2 separate regions of the Homo sapiens genome follow, and region 1 is linked to region 2. Evidence: read pairs that join two places in POLR2A ChIA-PET (ENCODE). Cell type or tissue: CD4-positive, alpha-beta T cell. All regions are shown on one strand. Links, peaks and the distances in the headings refer to the core of each region. The heading gives the core; the rest is flanking DNA.

Region 1 (5,366 bases), core at 201-5,200, 200 kb after region 2:
CCTACACCAGACTTGTCCAGAACTTGGCCCCAGGCGCCATGCTGGTCTCCCAACTCACTCCACACTTGTCAGTTACCAGATCCTGAGATTTGAAGATTCCCAAGAACAAGCATCCCTCTAATTGTTCCTCATAGCTAGCAGGGTCCTTCCATGAGCCCCTGGGTTAGTCTGGAAATGATTGCCATACATTCTGAATTGCAGTGGGGGAGGAGTGGCAGGAATCTCTACATCTAGAAGGGTTCAGTAGATGATTACACAGGCACACAAGGAGGCTTGGGAAACTCTGATAGTTCTTGTAATAATTACCAGGCCTTTCCCTTGAAGACTTTTTCCTGGGGGGTGAGGGTGGTAGGCCTGGAATCAGCATATTTAACAAGCACCCTAGATTTGTAAAGCTCTAACCCAGTGCATGCTATTTTCCAGTCCCACTGTTACTGCCTTAGTTCAACCCTCATTAGCTGTCCTCACCTGGCCCAGGACAGCTGGTCTCCAAGTGCCCTCCCTAACCCCAATTCTCCACCCAGCTCCTTCAGAAGGATCTTTCTAAAACAGATTGGGGGCCAGGTGTGGTGGCTCATGCCTGTAATACCAACACTTTGGGAGGCTGAGGCAGGCGGACCACCTGAGGTCAGGAGTTTGAGACCAGACTGGCCAACATGGTGAAACCCCGTCTCTACTAAAAATCTCCAAAATTAGCCGGCCGTGGTGGTGGGCACCTGTAGTCCCAGCTACTCAGGAGGCTGAGGCACGAGAATTGCTTGAATCTGGGAGGAGGAGGTTGCAGTGAGCCGAGATCACGCCACTGTACTCCAGCCTGGGTGACAGAACAAGACTGTGTCTCAACAACAACAAAAAACAGATTGGGCCAGGCATGGTGGCTCACACCTTTAATCCCAGAAATTTGAGGGGCCAAGGCAGGTGGATCACTGAAGCCTGGAAGTTCAAGACCAGTCTGGGCAACATGGTGAAAAGCCATCTCTACAAAAATATAAAAATTAGCCGGCCAGGCACAGTGGCTCATGCCTGTAATCCCAGCACTCTGGGAGGCCGAGGCGGGCGGATCACGAGGTCAGGAGATCGAGACCATGCTGGCTAACACGGTGAAACCCTGTCTACTAAAAAATACAAAAAATTAGCCGTGTGTGGTGGCAGGCGCCTGTAGTCCCAGCTACTCGGGAGGCTGAGGCAGAAGAATGGCATGAACATGGGAGGTGGAGGTTGAGCAGTGAGCCGAGATCGCACCACTGCACTCCAGCCTGGGCAACAGAGTGAGACTCCATCTCAAAAAAAAAAAAAAAATTAGCTGAGTGTGGTGATGTGCACCTTTAGTTCCAGCTACTCAGGAGTCTGAGGTGGGAGGATACCTTGAGCCTGGGAGGGTGAAGCTGCAGTGAGCAGTGATTGCACCACTGAACTGCAGCCTGAGCGACAGAGCGAGACCTTGTCACAAAAGAAAAAACAACCACCCCCACCAACAAACTTGGCCACGTCGGGTTTTTGAACCAGGACACCCAATGATAATGGCTAACTTAAGGAAGGCTTACGGCTGGGCGTAGTGGCTCACGCCTGTAATCTAGCACTTTCGGAGGCTGAGACAGGAGGATTGCTTGAGCTCAGGAGTTCGAGACCAGCCTGGGCAACACGGTGCAACCCCGTCTCTACTAAAATACAAAAAATTAGCCAGGTGGGGCGGCGGTCGCCTGTAGTCCCAGCTACTCGGGAGGCTGAAGCAGGAGAATCACTTGAACCCGGGAGGCGGAAGTTGCAGTGAGCCAAGATCACGCCATTGCACTCCAGCCTGGGCGACAGAGTGAGACTCTGTCTCAAAAAAAAAAAAAAAAAAGAAAAGAAAAGAAAAACAGGCTTACTAAGTATGTTAGCTTCTGGTAAAGGTGCATTAGCACTTTGCATATTTAATCCTCAAAACTGTAAGCTGGGCATTATTAGCCCCGTTTTACAGACTAAGGCATAGAGGTTTTTTTTTTTTTTGAGATGGAGTCTTGCACTGTCACCCAGGCTGGAGCTCAGTGGCACGATCTCCGCTCACTGCAAGCTCTGCCTTCCGGGTTCACACCATTCTCCTGCCTCGGCCTCCCGAGTAGCTGGGACTACAGGCGCCCGCCACGACGCCCGGCTAATTTTTTCTGTGTTTAGTAGAGACCGGGTTTCACCGTGTTAGCCAGGATAGTCTCGATCTCCTGACCTCATGATCCGCCCATCTCGGCCTCCCAAAGTGCTGGGATTACAGGCGTGAGCCACCGCGCCCGGCAGGCATAGAGGTATTAAATAATCTGCCCACAGGGCCATAGCTATTAAGAAGCTCAAGCTCTGCTGGGCGCAGTGGCTCACGCCTGTAATCCCAGCACTCTGGGAAGCCGAGGTGGGCGGATCGCTTGAGCTCGGGAGTTTGAGACCAGCCTGGGGAACATGGGGAGAGCCTGTCTCTGCTACAAATACAAAAAATTAGCTGGGCGTGGTGGCGCATGCCTGTGGTCCCAGCTACTTGAGAGGCTAAGGTGGGAGAATCGCTTGAGCCCAGGAGGTGGAGGTTGCAGTGAGCCGAGATTGTGCCACTGCACTCTAGCCTGGGTGACAGAGCAAGACTCTGTTTCAAAAAAAAAAAAAAAAAGAAGAAGAAGAAAAAGAAGCTCAAGCTTCACCCCCAGCCTGGAAGGCGCTTCTCATCTCTATCCAGGTGTCACTTTATCCTGGACGTCCTTCTTTCCTGATCCGCTCTAGGTTAATGCGCCTTCTGGGCTGACACAGCCCCACTATGCGTCCTCTATCATGGTTCCCATTATACTGGACGGACAATGTAGTCGGGCGTCTGGCTCCTTTGAGAGCCTGGACAGCCTTTAGAGAGATGACTTCGCATCACAAGGGAACCATGGCTTGCAACAGCACCTGGCACGCAGAAGGTGCTCGGTAAGGTGGAACCACTGCTCTACTCACCCCGGAGGATCGCCTTAAGCCCCGCACACTCTCTCTGCGCGCGCGCGCGCGCGCAAACACACACACAAAACTAGCTCCCTGAATCCTCAGAAGAGCCAGGTGAAGGAGGTACTACTGGTCCCATTATATTCTTGAGAGAACTGAGGCCCAGAAAGCACAAATCACACTAAAGTTCAGCTTCCAAATCCCCAACATATCCCACGCGTTATTTGTGGCTTCAAGAGGTAAGGTGTAGGTTGCAATGCAAATTACAGACAAACACAGACCAAGCAAAGTGCCAACATATGGGAGAATTTCGTCTGGAGGACCCAAGGGATTTTGCCTGCCCCCCAACCTCCCTCCCCGCCCCCACCACCTCCCACTCCGCCGCAACCCCGGGCTTCGCTTCTGGACCACCCAGAAACAAGGCCCAAGACTCTGGGACGCTCTCGCCTGGCAGGCCAGGAGGGAGGGATGGCGGGATTGGAGCCCTCGGGGAGGAGCCGGGGCCGTGCCCTGGACAGCTTGGTCACCAGCAATGGAAGGACGAAGCCCAAGTCAGGACCGCTGAAAGTGGGGAGGAAGGGGTTACGGCCACAGCGCCCCCTCCCCCTTCCCGACCTCCTTCCCGGCCGTCACGTGGCGCGTGGCTGGGGCGGGGGCCGCGGCGGCGGAAGGGGGTGGTCCGGGTGGGGAAAGGGAAGGGACACGGCCGGCTGGGGGAAGCGCTGGGCGCTGCGGCGTAACCATGACGACTGGGCCTGAGGCGGCGCGTGAAGTCACCAGGACAAGATTAGCCCCGGATCACGTGAGCGCGACGTGGGGGCGGGGCTGTGCCTGGGCCCCGCCCCTGACCTGGGCCGGCCCAGGTGGCTGGTTGCCGGGATGGCTGCGAGGATCTTAGGTGCGGACCCCCACCCAGCGGTCTGCCCCATCTGTGTTCCCTTCCTTCCCCTGCCCCCGCATGCAGAGAGATCTTCGGCTGAGGCGTCTGGTGTTGGCAGGAGGGGACTTGTGGGGTTGGCATTGGGGGTGCAGTACCACAGGGAAGGAAAGCAGGAAATGAGAGAAAGGGAGACAGGGCACAGAAAAGGCGAAAGGTACAGCTAGGAAGGAGGAAGGAGCTGAGACATATACAGACACCGGAGCAGCGTCAAGCGGAGTCAACCCCGAGAAGGATGGCTTGAAAAGCTGTTTGGAAAAGCAGAGGACCCTGAGAAAATGGAGATGAAAGGGGAGTGAGAAACACGGAGAACACCCATCTCCTTTTCTGTCTAGAAGCCGAGCTTTGAGTAGGCACAGCACCTGGCTTTTTAAAGGAATTTTTCAGCCGTCATCTGGTTGTTTGACGACTAGGTGGTTTAGGCATAGAAAGGGTGACATGCTCAGAGACACTTGCAGCCAGCCGAGCCTCCCTCCAGTTCACCAGGCTTCCCCAGAGGCCCTTCTGGTATCCAGGGCCAGCAGCTGGGGAGAGAAGGAGAGAAGCCATTTCACCTGTTTGTCTTTTACGGTAGTGGGGATAGCTGAAGAAGTAGGAGATGGGACCAAGGGAAAGATCTCAGGCTAGTTGACGGCTCTTCCACATTGACCTGGAGTGAGGGAAAGCTGCTGCCCCTGGGAGCTATAGTAAAGTGGAGATTCCTCTCTCCCAACACACACACACATACCCCTTTTTGTTTCCTTTATTTCTGACCTGCCAGCTGTGTCCCACTGCCCCCTGGCTGGGCCTTGGCGCCAGAGCTTTGGAGGGGCGTCTAGGATGGCTAGGAGCCCCTGGCCCAGACGTTCAGTCACCCTGGGGGAGGGTAGCTGTCTCTCCGTTATCAATTATGCAGAGCATGGGGGAAGGGCAGCAATGTGACAGGAGGGTGGGTCTCTCTGTCACTCACTGTCAACCATATCTACCAAGTGTTGATGGTGCTTCTGCCTCACATTGGGTGAGGGGACAGAATGATCTCTAAGCCATACATGTGCCAGGGGAGGAGGCTCTTTGGACACCCAACAGGCCCTAATTCAGTGCTTTGCTGGTGGCCCCAAAGTGACTCCATAAGGAGGCTACAGGGTAGAGTGGGGTAGGAAGTCACCCCCCATCTATCCCACCTTCTAGGTTCTCTGGCCTGAGATTTTGGAAGCCTGTGGCAGGTAAACTCTCTGAATTCTCTCTAGCTCCTTCTTGTATAACAGCAGAATGTCAATGCTAAGCTGTTTGGTGGTCTTAGGGGCTCAGTTCAGAGGCCAGGTCATCTGCCTAAATCTTGGGCTCTCACACTGAGTGCTCTCCACTGTCTGAGACCTCATTTTTTTACTCAGGAAAAGGAGAATGATTCCCTTTCTCTCGTGAGTGGGGGTAGGAAGGGGAGTCTTCAAAGGGAAAGGAGACCCAAGACTTTGGAGTCCTAATTCCACCTCTGCAAGCTTTGAAACCCTGAGAG
Region 2 (5,366 bases), core at 222-5,221:
CCCTGACAAAGCATGATTTGTATATGTGAGTGCTTAAGGCAGGGATGTGGGGAGAGGGGCAGTCCTGAGGATGGTATCACCATGGGTTGCTTTGGGACTTGAGAGCCTCTGAAGACACAGGCAGAGGCCAGGTATTACTAGCTCAAGACTCATCTCACCTCCTTCTGCCTTAGCTATGCAGGGCATGGGGCTGGTGCCCGCTTCCTTGATGGGCAGGCTGTCCTGCGGCTGAGCTGTCGGGCAGTGGCCCTGCTGTTTGGCTGTAGCAGTGCGGCCCTGGCTGTGCGTGGAAACCTGGAGGGGGCTGGCATCGTGCTCAAGTACATCATGGCTGGTTGGTGAGTCTCCAAGGGCAAGACCCATCCTAGGGCATTAGGACTCCTGCCCTCACCCCAGGTTCTTTCCCAGGTCTGAATCTTGCCTCTCTTGTGCCCCATTTTCCTCCTATCCTAGTTAGTTCCCTGGCATGCCTGGACCATTAACCCTTAGCTCCCTTCTGTTCTTCTCTTGTAACCAAGGGCCAAAGGAGTTTCTCATTGGTTCAATCCTCTCCACTCACCCACCCCCACCACCAATGGTGTTTTCCTATGTATTCTGTTTTAGAGCCCTTACTTTGTATTTCCTCCTTTTCTTTTCCCAGCCCCTTGTTTCTGGGTAATCTCTGGGATGTGACTGACCGCGACATTGACCGCTACACGGAAGCTCTGCTGCAAGGCTGGCTTGGAGCAGGCCCAGGGGCCCCCCTTCTCTACTATGTAAACCAGGCCCGCCAAGCTCCCCGACTCAAGTATCTTATTGGGGCTGCACCTATAGCCTATGGCTTGCCTGTCTCTCTGCGGTAACCCCATGGAGCTGTCTTATTGATGCTAGAAGCCTCATAACTGTTCTACCTCCAAGGTTAGATTTAATCCTTAGGATAACTCTTTTAAAGTGATTTTCCCCAGTGTTTTATATGAAACATTTCCTTTTGATTTAACCTCAGTATAATAAAGATACATCATTTAAACCCTGTTTTGCGTAGTTTATCTGAGAACATTTAAAGACACGGCATGACTGCCCCCTTCCTACTATGTGGTACTGTAAGCTGACAGGAACAGGTTACAGCAGATCAAGTTTGAGTGCTTGGGGAAGAAAGGCAAAGACACAGGACAAAGCCTGCTGGGCCTGGCTGGGCCTCAGCAGACAAATCTGGAGGAGAAAGGGGCATCAAAATGCTAAGTAGAGACAGGCCCAAGGAAGGGTAGTGATAGACCCTTTGAGAGTGTTTTGGCCAGGTACCATCCGTCCGTCCTGTCTTCCTGCCGCAGGTATCTTTGGAGTGGCACTAGTGTTTTGTTTTTTGTTTTTGTTTTTTTTTGAGACAGAGTCTTGCTCTGTTGCCCATGCTGGAGTGCAGTGGCGCAATCTCGGCTCACTGCAACCTCTGCCTGCTGGGTTCAAGCGATTCTCCTGCCTCAGCCTCCTGAGTAGCTGGAACTACAGGCACATGCCGCCACGTCCCACTAATTTTTGCATTTTTAGTAGAGACAGGGTTTCACCATATTGGCCAGGCTGGTCTCGAACTCCTGACCTTGTGATCCACCCTCCTCAGCCTCCCAAAGTGCTGGGATTACAGGCGTGAGCCACCGCGCCCAGCCATGGCACTAGTTTTAATGCCTCAGTTGCCCTGCCTGCCTCCTAAGTAGATGTTAAAGGCTACTGCTGTCTGCCCATGTACACCTGTTACACTTACCAATGTGTAACTTTAGCAGTAGAGTCTGTGGATCTGTGGAGTTCTAGTGTGGTTTTTCTCTCCAATTGTTAAGCTCAAGGGAAGCAAGTATCTTACACTCTCACGTATCCCTCACATACAGCACATGGTAAAACCTTTTTTTTTTTGAGACAGAGTCTAGCTCTGTTGCTAGTGTGCACAATCACAGCCTACTGCAGCCTCAACTCTCCAGCTCAAGCGATCCTCCCACCTCAGCCTCCCATGTAGCTGGGACTACAGGCGTGTGCCACCAGCCCGGCTAATTTTTGTATTTTTTGTGGAGACGGGGTGTCGCCGTGTTGCCCAAGCTGGTCTCAAACTCCTGGGCTCAAGCAATCTGTCCTTCTCGGCCTCCCAAAGTGCTGGGATTGCAGGCGTGAGCCACCATGCCCGGCCAAAATATTTTATTGATTAATTTGTGCTGTACTTGGTTGACAATGGCGCTTCCTTGCTGTTCTCCCACCACCTCACTGGCAACGGGTGATAAACCCTTTTTCAGATCCTACTACGTGTCAGCCTACTTCCGGCTGGGGGAAGATGGTTATAGCGAGAGGGGAAGAATTGGTTCAGTGATGAGAACATGGTTGGTTCCTGCCTTCGACAAGCTTTCAATCTAATGCCTGTTTTTTTCCAAGGACAATTCAGAACGGTCTGACAAGGGATTTTTTTTTTTTTCCTGCCTTTCGGCCTCAGAGGCCATCTGGGAAAAAGAGTTTAGAATTTCCCTGCCATTTCCATGCCGTGCTGGGAGGAACATTTGAAATCGGGCCTGGCGGGGTACCAGCAGGCAGCAATAGCAAGCGGGGTGGAGAGGAGCAGGGCCAGGCCCCCGAGCCGTCGCCATGGCAATCCAGCCTGCTTTCCAGTAGCTTATACCACCCACGTGGAGTAGCATACACTACTTTGTAATATCGTGGTTGTGTCGTGAGAACTTTAAGATTTTGCAGTTCCTTGTAGGCAGGAGTCCTGTTTGCTGCTACTTTACAATACTAGGCTTAAGACATTTTATGAAATGAACTCACACAACAGTCTCTGAGAGGCTCAAGCCCCTCCTTCCCTTCCGGGACGGAGGATCATAGAGCTGTCTGGCGCAGCGAGGCCTCCCGGCGCCACCGAGACGCGCAGAGGACGGCTAGAGCGTTGCTCGCCGAGAGACTTCCTCTTCGTTAAGTCGGCCTTCCCAACATGGCGCAGTCTATTAACATCACGGAGCTGAATCTGCCGCAGCTAGAAATGCTCAAGAACCAGCTGGACCAGGTGGGGACGGGCCCCAGAGGCACCTCTTTCCTGCTCTACATCCCCCTTGCCCACGCGTACTTCTCGCGCCCGGTTCCAAGTTGGCAGCCTACCTTTCCCAGGCGAAACCTCTATCCGATCCCAGGACCTGCCCCCTCCCCGGCCGCGCTCCTTTCTCCCCTTAGTCCTCTCATTGACCCGCTATCCCGGTCCTCTGTAGGAAGTGGAGTTCTTGTCCACGTCCATTGCTCAGCTCAAAGTGGTACAGACCAAGTATGTGGAAGCCAAGGACTGTCTGAACGTGCTGAACAAGAGCAACGAGGGTATGGGGTAGGCGGGTGAGGGTAACCTAAAGTGGCGAACCTGCTTCTCTCGTCCCACCTCCTAACCCAGTTTTTCTTACCTGAAACGAGAAAATCCATTACATATCGTATACCGCTTCATGAACCCTTTGCATGTTGCCTGCCTAGAATTGAAAAGTACAGGACATTCCTCTGCTCCTATTGCCCCTGTTTCCGTTCTTTTCACACTGTCTGTGGGTGCTGTGCCCTGTTGGAACTCTCTTTAACGTCTTACGTTGGAGCCGCTAACCTTCCCCAGGTGTTTGTCTTCATTGCTTTCACAGGGAAAGAATTACTCGTCCCACTGACGAGTTCTGTATCCTTTCCACAGGAACGGCTACCTGCTGCCTTCTCCCTTTCTCCTTCACTCCCCCAAAAAGCGGGGAGGGGGATTGTTTTGATTACTTCAGATTACCCTCTCCTCACAATGATTTTGAGGATACCCTTTTTTTTTTTCTTTCTTTTTTGAGACGGAATTTCGCTCTGTCGCCCAGGCTGGAGCGCAATGGTGAGATCTTGGCTTACTGCAACCTCCGCCTCCCGAGTTCAAGAGATTCTTCTGCCTCAGTCTCCCGAGTAGCTGGGACTTTAGGTACGCGCCACCACGACCGGCTAATTTTTGTATTAATAGTAGAGTTGGGGGTTTCACCATATTGGCCAGGCTAGTCTCGAACTCCTGACCTCGTGATCCGCCTGCCTCGGCCTCCCAAAGTGCTAGGATTACATTACAGGCGTGAGCCACTGCCCCCGGCCAAGAATACTCTTATTACACACTTTGTAGCTCTTTTATCTGACTTCACACCAACATCCAGCTAATGTCTTGTGAACACCAAGGAGTATGTATAGTTGAGATGTAATATTTCCCTTTGCTGTTTGAGAACATTAATATGGAGATAAAGCTGGTGGTTTACACTTTGCTAATATCTTAGAAGATACAGGCAATAGACAAAAATAGGAGGATATAGAAACAGGGAGCTTGGCTCTGTTAATCTTCAACTTCAGCTTAATTGTGGCTCATTTCTAAACTGTCACTAAGAAACCTGGATTGTGTTCACTTGTTCAGTGTTTTATTTGAATGAGCAAGTTATGGCAGTAGGGCATCTTTAATCTGTAGTCTCAGAACTGACAGGCTAAAAGGAACACAGGAATAGTAGTGTGTAGTAGGGAATGGTTTAAAAAAAAAAATTAGCCAGGCACAGTGGTTCACGCCTGTAATCCCAGCACTTTGGGAGGCCAAGGCTGGCAGATCACCTGAGGTCAGGAGTTAGAGATCGGTCTGGCCAACATGGTGAAACCCTGTCTTTACTAAATATACAAAAATTAGCCAGGCGTGGTGGCACATGCTTGTAATCCCAGCTACTCCGGCGACTGAGACAGGAGAATTGCTTTAACCCGAGAGGCAGAGGTTGCAGTGAGCCGATAGCGGGCAATTGCACTCCAACCTGGGCGATAGAGCGAGACTCTGTCTCAGAAAGCAAAAAACAAACAAAACATTGACTTTGTCAGGAATTAGCTACTTCATGATTGAGGGCATTAAGGGAAATGAGGCTGGCTTTTTACTTGTAGTACTCTACAACAGTAGGAAAACATGTCTAGTCTTTCTGGAGGGGCTAATGGGAAGAATTGCAAGAACTGCTTAGAGAGTGAGAGATGGGATGAGGCAGGACAAGAGGGTGTTCCAGCATACATCATTTTCTCCTTAAAGAACCAACTTCTCTGTCTTCTTTCCATTTGGAGTTATAGGTATTGTTCTAAGGCCTCCAGATTATTCAGTCCTTATGCCTTGTAGCTTTTTGGAAAAAGAGGGTCTTTGGAGGCCAAGCAGGCTGGCTGGCGGAATCATGGCTCATGCTGGGCTGGCTAGTTTTTCCCTTAATTCTTGCTTCTCAGATGTATGTCCCTGGGAAGCTGCATGATGTGGAACACGTGCTCATCGATGTGGGAACTGGGTACTATGTAGAGAAGGTGAGTGAGAGCATGTGGATGCCCCTCTAAACAGGGAAGGGAAATTCAGGGGAAGCTCTAGAGCGCAGCATGGC

The links. Peaks named below come from ENCODE experiments on the same cell type or tissue, not always from the same donor. Only the 100,000 strongest peaks of a DNase experiment are listed, where the experiment ranks them.
Region 1: POLR2A ChIA-PET joins it to region 2 with 5 read pairs; 18 of 35 experiments call an interaction of 5 or more read pairs at or near these places.

What each region holds. Positions count from the first base shown.
Region 1 is chr12:53,489,463-53,494,828 of GRCh38, forward strand. All of the region lies in intron 1 of MAP3K12 (mitogen-activated protein kinase kinase kinase 12), which reads right to left. Among named protein-coding and RNA genes, the nearest start is that of MAP3K12, 7.3 kb to the right of the region's middle. RefSeq lists a silencer at 3,416-3,665. In CD4-positive, alpha-beta T cell, for the core only: no CTCF peak of the experiment used is centred there; DNase peaks (open chromatin) are centred at 2,889 and 3,729; H3K4me3 peaks cover 1,281 bases; H3K27ac peaks cover 2,413 bases.
Region 2 is chr12:53,292,633-53,297,998 of GRCh38, forward strand. It overlaps ESPL1 (extra spindle pole bodies like 1, separase), which reads left to right. Exons shown (of 31, transcript NM_012291.5): 29 at 1-25; 30 at 174-338; 31 at 641-1,006. The coding sequence ends at 842. It overlaps PFDN5 (prefoldin subunit 5), which reads left to right and starts at 2,910. Exons shown (of 6, transcript NM_002624.4): 1 at 2,910-3,007; 2 at 3,207-3,309; 3 at 3,612-3,643; 4 at 5,218-5,292. The coding sequence starts at 2,936. RefSeq lists enhancers at 2,593-3,132, 2,618-3,817. In CD4-positive, alpha-beta T cell, for the core only: no CTCF peak of the experiment used is centred there; a DNase peak (open chromatin) is centred at 2,859; H3K4me3 peaks cover 1,538 bases; H3K27ac peaks cover 1,950 bases.